Regions from separate parts of the Homo sapiens genome. Here region 2 is linked to region 1. A link is a loop called in an ENCODE intact Hi-C map of the cell type or tissue named here. Cell type or tissue: GM12878. All regions are shown on one strand.

Region 1 (5,000 bases):
ACCTCAGTGGCTTAAAATAATACAATAAAGCATCACCTAATGCCTTCTTGATGCTGGCTCATCAATAATGTGTGGTTATGTGAAAAGGATAGGAGAGGCTTATCATGTCTTACCTTAAACCATGCCGGGAATGTAATGCCCTTTTAATTACTAAAGGCATCAGGGGATTTTGTTTTCTCCATCTTTACATGGAGGAACTAAAACCTTGCAACTCTCCACTATTACTTAGTTTTCAGCATCTCATGTAAGTAAATGAAATCTCAACTTATTTCCAGTGAATACAACATGTTGACCTTCATATATGTGGGCTGCATATTAGCAGGATGAAAACTCCAGGATCCATCTCTGGCAATGCAGGAGGGCTGCACTGAACCATCCGGTGCTTGACATTTAACGGAAGCCAAGGAACGTTTCCAGAATGAAGATCCAGATGAATAAGTAAGTGCAGCTATTCTCTAAAACCTGGTCTCCTACATTTCCAGATGACAAGTGGAAGTGTGGAGTCAAGGCCATATCCACAATGCAGGATGAATCTAACCATCCTAACCAATATTGGATCTGTGACTACAGCCCGCTTCACACAGAATAAGGAAAACAGTCAGGAGTCCCCAGTTTATGTCCCACATTGCCTTCTTTTTTTTGCGGAGGGGATGCCTCCGCCAATTAAACTAGCAATCTTCCAAGGTTCAATTCAAAATCCACGTGTTGCTGAAGGCATCCCATTCACACAACCAGTAGAAATAGATCTCTTCCAAACACCTTCAGGCTTACTGGCTGTGCTACCCATTGCAACTTACCACATACTATTGCCTTATCCATTATTTATTATATGGATGGAGGATACCTACACACGGAATTAGATGTATAAATCAAAGATACACACATAGCTATCATGTATCTTCAACTAAATTTCCACATCTTTGAGGATAATGGTTGTATTTTTATTTTCATCCTTGTGGCTCCCATGGCTCCCCGTTCAAGACCTTGTAAACAGTAGCTATAAACGTAGTTCCAAGGCAGCCTCCCTGTCATGGGTGCTTTCTTACCTCCTGCTCCCATCTGCCCTTACCTCTGGGGTACAGCTCTTTCTTATCGCTGTTGGTTTACCTAGAAAAAGATGCTAATTGATTAATCAAAGTAACTATTCACTAAGGTCATATTTTCTTCTCCTAGGTAATATAACACCTTAATCTAATTAAGATGTTCCTGAGCCCTTTCGAGCTTTAAAAAAAACACACACACAAACCAAACAGTAGTTCCTTCTAATCCATGGGAAATACCTTCCAAGAACCTCAGCAGATACCTGAAACCACAAATAGTACCAAGCCCTATATACATAATGTATTTTCCTGAACATGCATACCTACGATAAAGTTTAATTTGTAACCTGGGAACAGTAAGAGATTGACAATAACTAGTAATAAAATAGAACAATTGTAAAAATATCCCAGCATTATTACTCTTGCACTTTGGAGCCATTATTAAGTAAAATAAGGGTTAATTGAACATAAGCACTGGGATACCTCTACAGCAGATCTAATAACCAAGAAGGATACTAAGTGACGAAGGGGCACATAGCCTCTACAGTGCATATGCTGGACAAAGGAGGATTGACATTCAGGGTGGATGGAGCTAGAGGGTGCAAGATTTCATTATGCTATTCAGAATGGCACTCAATTTAAAATGTATGAGTTATTTCTGAAATTTTCCATTTAATATTTTCAGACCACTGGTAACTGAAACTCCAGAAAGCAAAACTATGGATAAGGGGGGACTACCATATACTGTTGAAATTTCAGGCTCCCCAGGCAGGCTTTTGGGGAAATACATAAGGACAAGGAGTTTTTTCCTTAAACTCTGTCAACCCTATCTAAAAGTTCTTTGGTCTTTTCTTCCTCTGACCACCTGTTTCTATAAATAAAGTCATATTGGAACACATCTTTACCCTTTTATACATATTGCCTATGACTGCTTTTGCATGACAATGGCAGATTTGGGTAGTTGTGACAGAGACCATATGACCCACAAGCCAAGATCTCTTACTATCCCTTTACAGAAGAAGATTGCCAACCCCCAGTTTAGATGAAAACTTGGTGAGATTTAACCATTTAATTTTTTCAGACCTGTCAAATATGCCAAAGCATCGTCATAGCAGGAAATGAGAGAAGTATCAACTTATAGTATTTATGACACAAGTAAAATCAAAGTTAAGTGGATCGAGGAGAAGCACAGGTTCTTAAAGAATAAAAATATGTGCCCCTCCCAGGTCTCCTTAAAGCACAAAGTTCTGGGGCCAGAAAACAAACAAACAAATAAAAAACCAGGAGGAGATAGGCATGGAGCAGAAGACCCAGAAGGACCTCTAGGATATTCTCCACCATCCCAAACATTGACAAAAGAAGTTTGCAGGTGAACAGAGAAGCAATTCTGAGTCAGTACTGCCATCTGGCTTACCTCTCAATGTAGCACCATCAACAACCTCTTCCTGAAACTGGAGGATCACTCTAGAGGCCTCTCTAACCAAGAGGCCAATTGTGCAGCCTTTCATCTGTGGCCGTATCCTTCTTGGATATCCACTTCCTTATCACTTACTGCTCCATTCCTGGCTTTAGCAGTCTGTATGGGTAGCCCAAGACAAAGCCCTAGAGTATATCTAATAGAAGGTACTAGTCCTCATTGGCCCCTTGGTAAACACCTGGTCTGGCCACTGCAATGGTTACTGCCCGAAGGAGAAGTCCTGGGAACCTGTGTCACAACTCCAGAGGGTTCCTAAGTAAATCACAGCAATGGGAATATGGGGTAGGGGAGACAACCTGACTGCTGTCCTTGACCGCACCAGGGAACTGACTAAAGAAATGACCTTTGAACCAACTCATTCCCCTTAACAGCTCCCTCCCTGCCCTCAGAACCTGTAACCCCTGCCTCCTATTACCTGCATTGCCTCATGGACTCTTTCCAAGCTCAACCCCTCAAACCTGTTCACTCCATCTTACCTGAGCTCTAGTGCCACCTCTTCTTTTCTTTCAGATCTTTATTGCATTTTCCCCCATGTTCTCTCATGAAGTTTTAATTCTCTCCTTAGTGTATAAGTTCAAGCTTCTTTGGGTGCAAAGCACAGCTCCCTTTTTCCATGCTTTTCCCCTGGGAGCAATCCCATCCATTCCCAGACCAGGTGGTAGGCCAGATCCCTCAGTCATCAGAGAGGGAAAAAATCAAAGAGTTCTCCATATCTGCTGTCTTAGGCTCATTAAACAGTGCTATCGAAACCATCCAAGTATTGCAGCACCATCTCTGATACTCTCAAATCCTCCTCCCACGTGGTCAGGCTCATCCCAGTTCTGCTTTCTTTATATGACTTCATACTCTGGTTCCTGACACCTGCTTCAAGTTCTCCTCTGCTTAATACCACTTATGAACAACGTTTCCTGGCTATCTAATGTCACTAACCCATCAGGAAGGTCTCCCCACTTTCATCATACCTGCAACTATTAGTTTCTTCCTGTCTGTGTCCTGCAAAACACATACACAGTCTGACAAGGCCTCCTGGTTTTCATTGATAACCAGTGCTCTCACAAGTCTCTCCCGAGCTGGAAGCTCCCTTGTTGAGTGCCCTACAACTCTTCCTTTTATGGGCCACAAACTGCTACTGAGGGCTGCAATTGCAACAGCTCCTTGCTCAGCTCTGAAATCTAATATTTCCATGATGCTCAGAAAGCAGGGCAGAGCAGTGCCGGGGGTGGGCAGGAGGGTTATTTCACGTCACCTGGGGTTATTTCACGCCCTCTCAGAAAGGGCTCTGCCACATGGAGTCCCTTTTTTTCCAAGGTGACCTTCGAGTAACCACTGCTGCCTTGTTGGGCAGCAGATGCATCCCTCACAGTCCAGAGCCATGGTCAGTAGTGGACCACAGATGCATTTGCTTTCACCTTCAGGCTCTCAGGAGACCATGGCTAGCTCTAGATGAAAGGCGCAGCTGCACTTTCAGAAGTGTACACAAACCCCGAGCCAAAGTTATGCTTGTAACCAACACCCGTAGGAGCAGGCCAAGCCCCATGGTGCCCTTCAAATGTGCCTCACCTTAGCAACTCTCTACAAGTGAAATGTTTTACTCTCATCCTCAGTAGGTCATTTTTACCCCCCTCGCTGAATCAGTCTGGGTGAATGGCCAGTCTGACCTTTCAATCTGCTACGTGAAATAAAGCTTAAGTTGGTGTTCTGACTAATAGTACCAGAGAGAAGCAAGCAATGAAATTCTATGTAACTTGCTTCTGTTTAGTTTTGTGCTCTAGAGGCTGGCTGTTTCGTTATTTAACCCCAGGCTGTTGCCTCAAATAGGCTCTGCAATCTTTTGTGGGATCCAAGTTTAGCAAGCATACTCATTGTGTGAACACCAATAATATTTTTCAGGTGCACCTAGAGAAAGGGAGAGAACAAAAGAGGGCTATAAAACTATTTGGAGGTCTTCATCAATGTAAGTGCTTAGTTAAATAAGCAATAATTGCAATTATTGTTTTAGCATTCCCTGAAGACAGAAAATTTAACTTTCAAATGTCTTAATACCTATTATTTCACAACAGATTATGTACACATAGATATACTTTTCCATTGGTATTTAGTTATAAACTATGAGTAACAATCTATGTCTATGGGCCAAATATAGCCAGTGGCTCGTTTTTGTATGGTTTTAAAGCTAAGAATGGTTTTACACTTATAAAGGGCGGTTAAAACACCTACATACAGAAAAATCTGTGAGACTCCATGTGGCCTACAAATCTGAAAATAGTTACTATTCTTACCAATAAAAGTTGGCTGACCCCAAAGTATGATGGTATACCTATAAAAACTACTCTGGTGTTTGTCTGCCTGCCCACCAGGACATGAGTTGCCCCAGATGCTCCAATCCCAGCAATCTTTGCCACTGATCAAGGAAGCCATCTCTGCTCGTATTTCCCAAGTTCCTTTCTGGTTGTGTTCTTCAAAGAGAAGGATCTTTTTATTTC
Region 2 (5,000 bases), 1.0 Mb before region 1:
AAGAGTATGTGAGCAATTGAAGAATCTGCTTGTTTACATGAAGTGATATGAAACATATTGAAATCTACCTCAACCATGTTACTTTCAGACTTGAAACACACAGTTTCTACAACACCAAATGTCTCCAAAAAGTCTCCACATACCAATGTGTTAAAGCAGCTATTGATTGTGGGTGGAGCCCTACTATACTCTTAGAAAGAAGAGTCCTTGGAGCTAAGACTCCAAGCAATATAAGCACAATATTTGAAATGATTAAGGAATATATAAAATATTATCTAAGGATGGCCTTCAAAGAAATATGGGCTAATCTGGACCTTTAAAATATAACAAATTCAAACTAAAATTATTTGATGATGGTGCCTCAAACAGTTTAATGCTTAAACACCTCTCACTGTGCATAATAATGTCAAACCTGTACCTGGCTGCTTCAATAATAATTTATGGTTTTAATCCAACTTCTCCACAAACAGAATATTCTGGTATTCATTAATTATAAAAGAAAAACAAAAAAGTTAACTACTGAGTATGGATTTTGCATTATGCATTCTGATCATGTTTGCTGACTTCACTTGCTATGCTGGTCATGTTTCTCTGGGCTCTCTGCTGTGTATTAGAACATGCAGAATATTTAAAATTGAATATCTAGTTTGTCAAATATAATTTAGAGTTTGTTTATGGGGTCTCGTTTCAAAACTCTAATTAGAGATGGTTCTGAAAAATAAAATAAGCTGCAGCTAAAGACAAGAATGATTGGTGTCTGAGCAGTACTGCTCTCATTCATGGAGTCTGCTGATGCTTGAGACATTACCCCATCAATAATTTGTTTTTTACTTTTAATGTACCCTTAATTAAAATGACTTTACATCTAATGACGTATAATTTCCCCAAGATATGGAAAATATCTGAAATAACCTCGAAGTCAGTAAGTTAAATATCTGTATGGATGGATAGCATAGTTATTAGCATAATGAAGCCCATGTGACCCAGTAATCACAAATGCTAGACTATGACCTGGCACAGCCATTGTCTGACCATCTTGCCCTAATCAAACAGATCAAATATGTCCTCTCGATATTCACAGAAATGATGTTAGAGTGAATGGAAGGGCGTGTTAATCATAACATCTCTAAATTTTAAAGAGCAATTTACAATATTTATCAGTGGATATAGAGTCACCTAAGAGACAGGGTATATTATGGGTCCTTTTTACTAAAGGTTCATGATCCTAGGTAGGAGTGTCAGAGAGTAGACAGTGAACATCAAACAGTCTAGCTCATATAAGGGCTCAGAAAATTGATACTATGTTCCTTTATCTGAAAAAAAATAAAAAACTGAGTCATCTAATCCTCAGGAATAAAAAAAAAAAAGCTTTTAAGAACATCTTAGTTAGACAGATACTGCCCTATACAGTCACCTAGTAAGTACTGTGCCTGTGACCAGTTGAGTTACTACTTAGAAAGCAGAGCCAATGGAATCAACAGCTACATTATTTGGTTCTAATAAGCTCTCCTCTTTCACCTGAATGTGAGCTAGTTAACTTAACCCTGTGCCACATTATGTTTGAATTCCTCACCCTGGTCAACTATCCTTAAAGCCTGCCAGAAAAATAAATAAATAAATAAATAAAAGGTTAAATGTGGGACAGGATGTTGTCGCCTTGGGTCATAGAATTGATGAGAAGAAAGTAAGAGGCAGCATAGAGCTCATAAAGCATGCCATCCATATCATTGGTCAAAAACAAAACTGATCTGGACACAAGAAATGTAAATGGGAAAAAAGAGGAGCTGGGACAAACTTTACAGAGTTTGCATAGCCTGAACCAAAACACGAAAAAATGGGCAAGCTCTGAAGAGCTGGGGAAAATTTAAGCTATGAAGGAAGGGATTCTACTAGCCCAAGGTGCTCGTAATTACCCACGGAACTGAACTGACTGGAAGTGCTAGAACGATGATTCTCAATACAGGCAGACATGAGCAGGGTCTCTGTATTTACTCAAGAGCACCGTGAAAGTGAGCCACTCTGTGTGAAGTAATTGTGTCCTATCCTGCTGCTATGTTAAAACAAAAACAAACAACAAAAAAGGAAACGTTAAGAATTGCTAAACAGGAAACAAAGGTTACTTCTGAATTCCAAATTAGCCAGAAAAATAGTGGGTTATCTGATGAAGGCAAATTAAAAAAAAAAAATCATTAACCTAGTACATTTTACTAGTCAGTAACAGTTGGAGATTTGATTCTCATTGTTTCAGTCAATAAGAAGACTGCAGTACTACCTGAACATATTATGATGAAATGAATCCTCGGGTTATTTGCCATATAAACAGGCTTTAGTTATGGAGACATGACTTCAAGGGAAAATAACACTTAGTCTTGTGGTTATGTCAGATTTATGCCTCTTACTGTCCAATTACAGCACCTCAAGTTACTATTATCATTTTCTTCTCTAGCATTTTTTAGGTTTTTTTTTTATTAATTTAACCTGTTTCTCATTAAAGATGACCAAAATACCCTTACTCAAACCCATATTCCCATCTCAGTCACAAAAAAAAAAAAAAAAAAAAACCTGAGCAATAAAAGTGGTAGTTCATGAAGACAGAAACCTACTTTGCAGTTTAATCCAAGCTAACTCATGCAAGCTAGCCAGCCTCAGTATTAAACTGAGAGCTGATAACAACAAGAAATAACATTCTGGATGCATAAAGGAGGTAAGAATAAGTTGGCAAAGGAAGGGAAAAGGACAGATACTTTAAGAGAATTGGGAATTTCTCAAATGAAGTGAGGTTAACTTAAAAGAGACTATTTCAGGGTCTTATTTGCATTTGGTGGCAAGAAACGGCTAATGATTACTCTAGAAGTAAATTCCTAGAGGAAGTCCCCTTGTCTAGAAGTGGTACGTCAAAGTATATACTTTAAATGGTCTTTGTCCTGCATTTGACTAGGGTACTCCAGGTATTGAGTTAGTTTGAATTTCACTCTTATTTTCAGTTTCCCTTCCTCAATTGACCACCTTAACCAATTTTCTCATTTCTCTGTTAGAGCTATTCTCCCCGGCATTTTCATATCTACAGATAGCAATGATCTATGCATTGGGTAACTTTTCAATACCTTCTATTAATAAGGGGAAAGACTAACCTGCTGTACCCCACAATACTATGAACAAATTTAAAAAGGAAAACAATTTATTCCCTTCTCACAAACAATCTCAAGGCTGGTCCTGATCTTAATTGTCATCCTGGGACTCAGTTTCTATTAATTTACAAACTCTGCTATCCCTTAGTATGTTGCATCTTATGGGAAAGAAAAGAGAAGACTGGTCCAGGCCACATTCAAAACTGTAAAGTTAAAGATGAGTCAGAAGTTTTATATATATATATCGGCTTATATCCCATTGGCCGACATTTAGTCAAATACCAAATCTAAATGCAAGGGAAGTCAAAGAAATATTGTGTTTTTCTGAGAAGGCCTTGGCTTAGTCAGTTCAGGCAGCTATAACAAAGTGCCATAGACTGAGTGGCTTATAAAAAAATACAAATTTATTTCTTACCATTCTGGAGGCTAAAAGTCCAAGAGCAGGGTGCCAGCATGGTTAAGTTCTGGTGAAAGTCCTCTTTTGGGTTGCAGGCTGCTGATTCCTCATTGTATCTTTACTTGCGGTAAGAAGATGAGAGAGCTCTCTGGTGTCTCCTTTAAGGGTGTTAATACCATTCATGAGGGTACCACCTTCATGATCTAATTAACTCTCAAAGGCCTCACCTGCTATTATCACTATATGGGGGTTAAGATTTGAACACAGAACTTGGGGGAGGGGCACAAACATTTAGTCCATTGCAGTTATGTTTCAGGCTACAAATTTATTGCTATAGGTTAAGGTAGAATGCATTCCTTGGCCAATAAGTAGTCCTTACAACATGTTTATTTATGTAGAGAGTGATATCTTAATGAGTTCTTCAAACCCACTATGCCTATGTAATAGTCACCTATTGCTGCATTTAAAAAGACACCCTGGAACACGATGGCTTAAAAAAAACAAAGTTTATTAACAATTTCTGAGCATCAGGAATTCAGAGACTGGATGGTTCTGACTCAAGGCTTCTCATGAGGTTGCTAAAACCTTTACTCAGGTAGCATATGCTTCTAGGCTGACACACTCGCATGGCAGTTGGCTGGAGTTCTCAGTTCTTTACTGGCTGTGGCTAGAAATCTCAGTTCCTGTCAACATGAGCCTCTCCACAGAGATTCCTCAGTGTCCTCAAGACATGGAAGCTGGCTTCCTTAGAGTGAATGTGTGAAGTGGAGAGGGATAGATACGAGAAGAAGAAGACAAAGAACAAAACAAAACAAAACAAAACAAAAAAAAGAAGTAGCAGAAAAAAAGAGGAGGAGAAGGGAAGGAAGTGGAGAAACAGCCTAAGATAAAAGCCATGGTCTTTTATAACCTAATCTCAGAAGTATCTTCACTTCTGCCATATGCTGTCGGTCACACAGGCTAACCCTGTGGGGTACAAGTTGGAATAGGACTATACAAGATTAGAGAAAGTGGCGGGGCATGGTGGCTCACGCCTGTAATCCCAGCAATTTGGGAAGCTGAGGCGGGTGGATCATGAGGTCAGGAGTTCAAGATTAGCCTGGCCAGCATGGTGAAACGCTGTCTCTACGAAAAATACAAAAAATTAGCCAGACATGATGGCATGTGCCTGTAGTCCCAGCTACTTAGGAGGCTGAGGCAGCAGAATTGCTTGAACCCGGCAGGCGGAGGTTGCAGTGAGCTGAGATCGCGCCATTGCACTCCAGCCTGGGCAGCAAGAGCGAGACTCCGCCTCAAAAAAAAAAAAAAAAAAAAAGATTAGAGAAAGCAGAAGATAGCATTATTAGGGGCCATCTTGGAGGCTGACTACTACAACTCCCAACATTATGATCTTTCTCTTCACAGGCTAAGATTAAGGATTCATGAAATAATTTTTAAGATATTCAAGATATTAATATTAACATTACTGGAAAACA

The links. Peaks named below come from ENCODE experiments on the same cell type or tissue, not always from the same donor. Only the 100,000 strongest peaks of a DNase experiment are listed, where the experiment ranks them.
Region 2: it touches region 1 in a loop (4-fold over the local background); 1 of 110 quality-filtered maps calls a loop at or near these places.

What each region holds. Positions count from the first base shown.
Region 1 is chr2:80,528,975-80,533,974 of GRCh38, reverse strand. The region is part of intron 9 of CTNNA2 (catenin alpha 2); the gene reads right to left. Among named protein-coding and RNA genes, the nearest start is that of LRRTM1, 230 kb to the right of the region's middle. RefSeq lists an enhancer at 3,438-3,567 and a silencer at 4,028-4,077. In GM12878, a CTCF peak has its summit at 2,447; DNase peaks (open chromatin) are centred at 3,364 and 4,184; H3K4me3 peaks cover 836 bases; H3K27ac peaks cover 2,472 bases.
Region 2 is chr2:81,527,127-81,532,126 of GRCh38, reverse strand. All of the region lies in intron 1 of LOC102724542 (a long non-coding RNA gene), which reads right to left. Among named protein-coding and RNA genes, the nearest start is that of LINC01815, 63 kb to the right of the region's middle. In GM12878, no CTCF peak of the experiment used is centred here; a DNase peak (open chromatin) is centred at 2,936.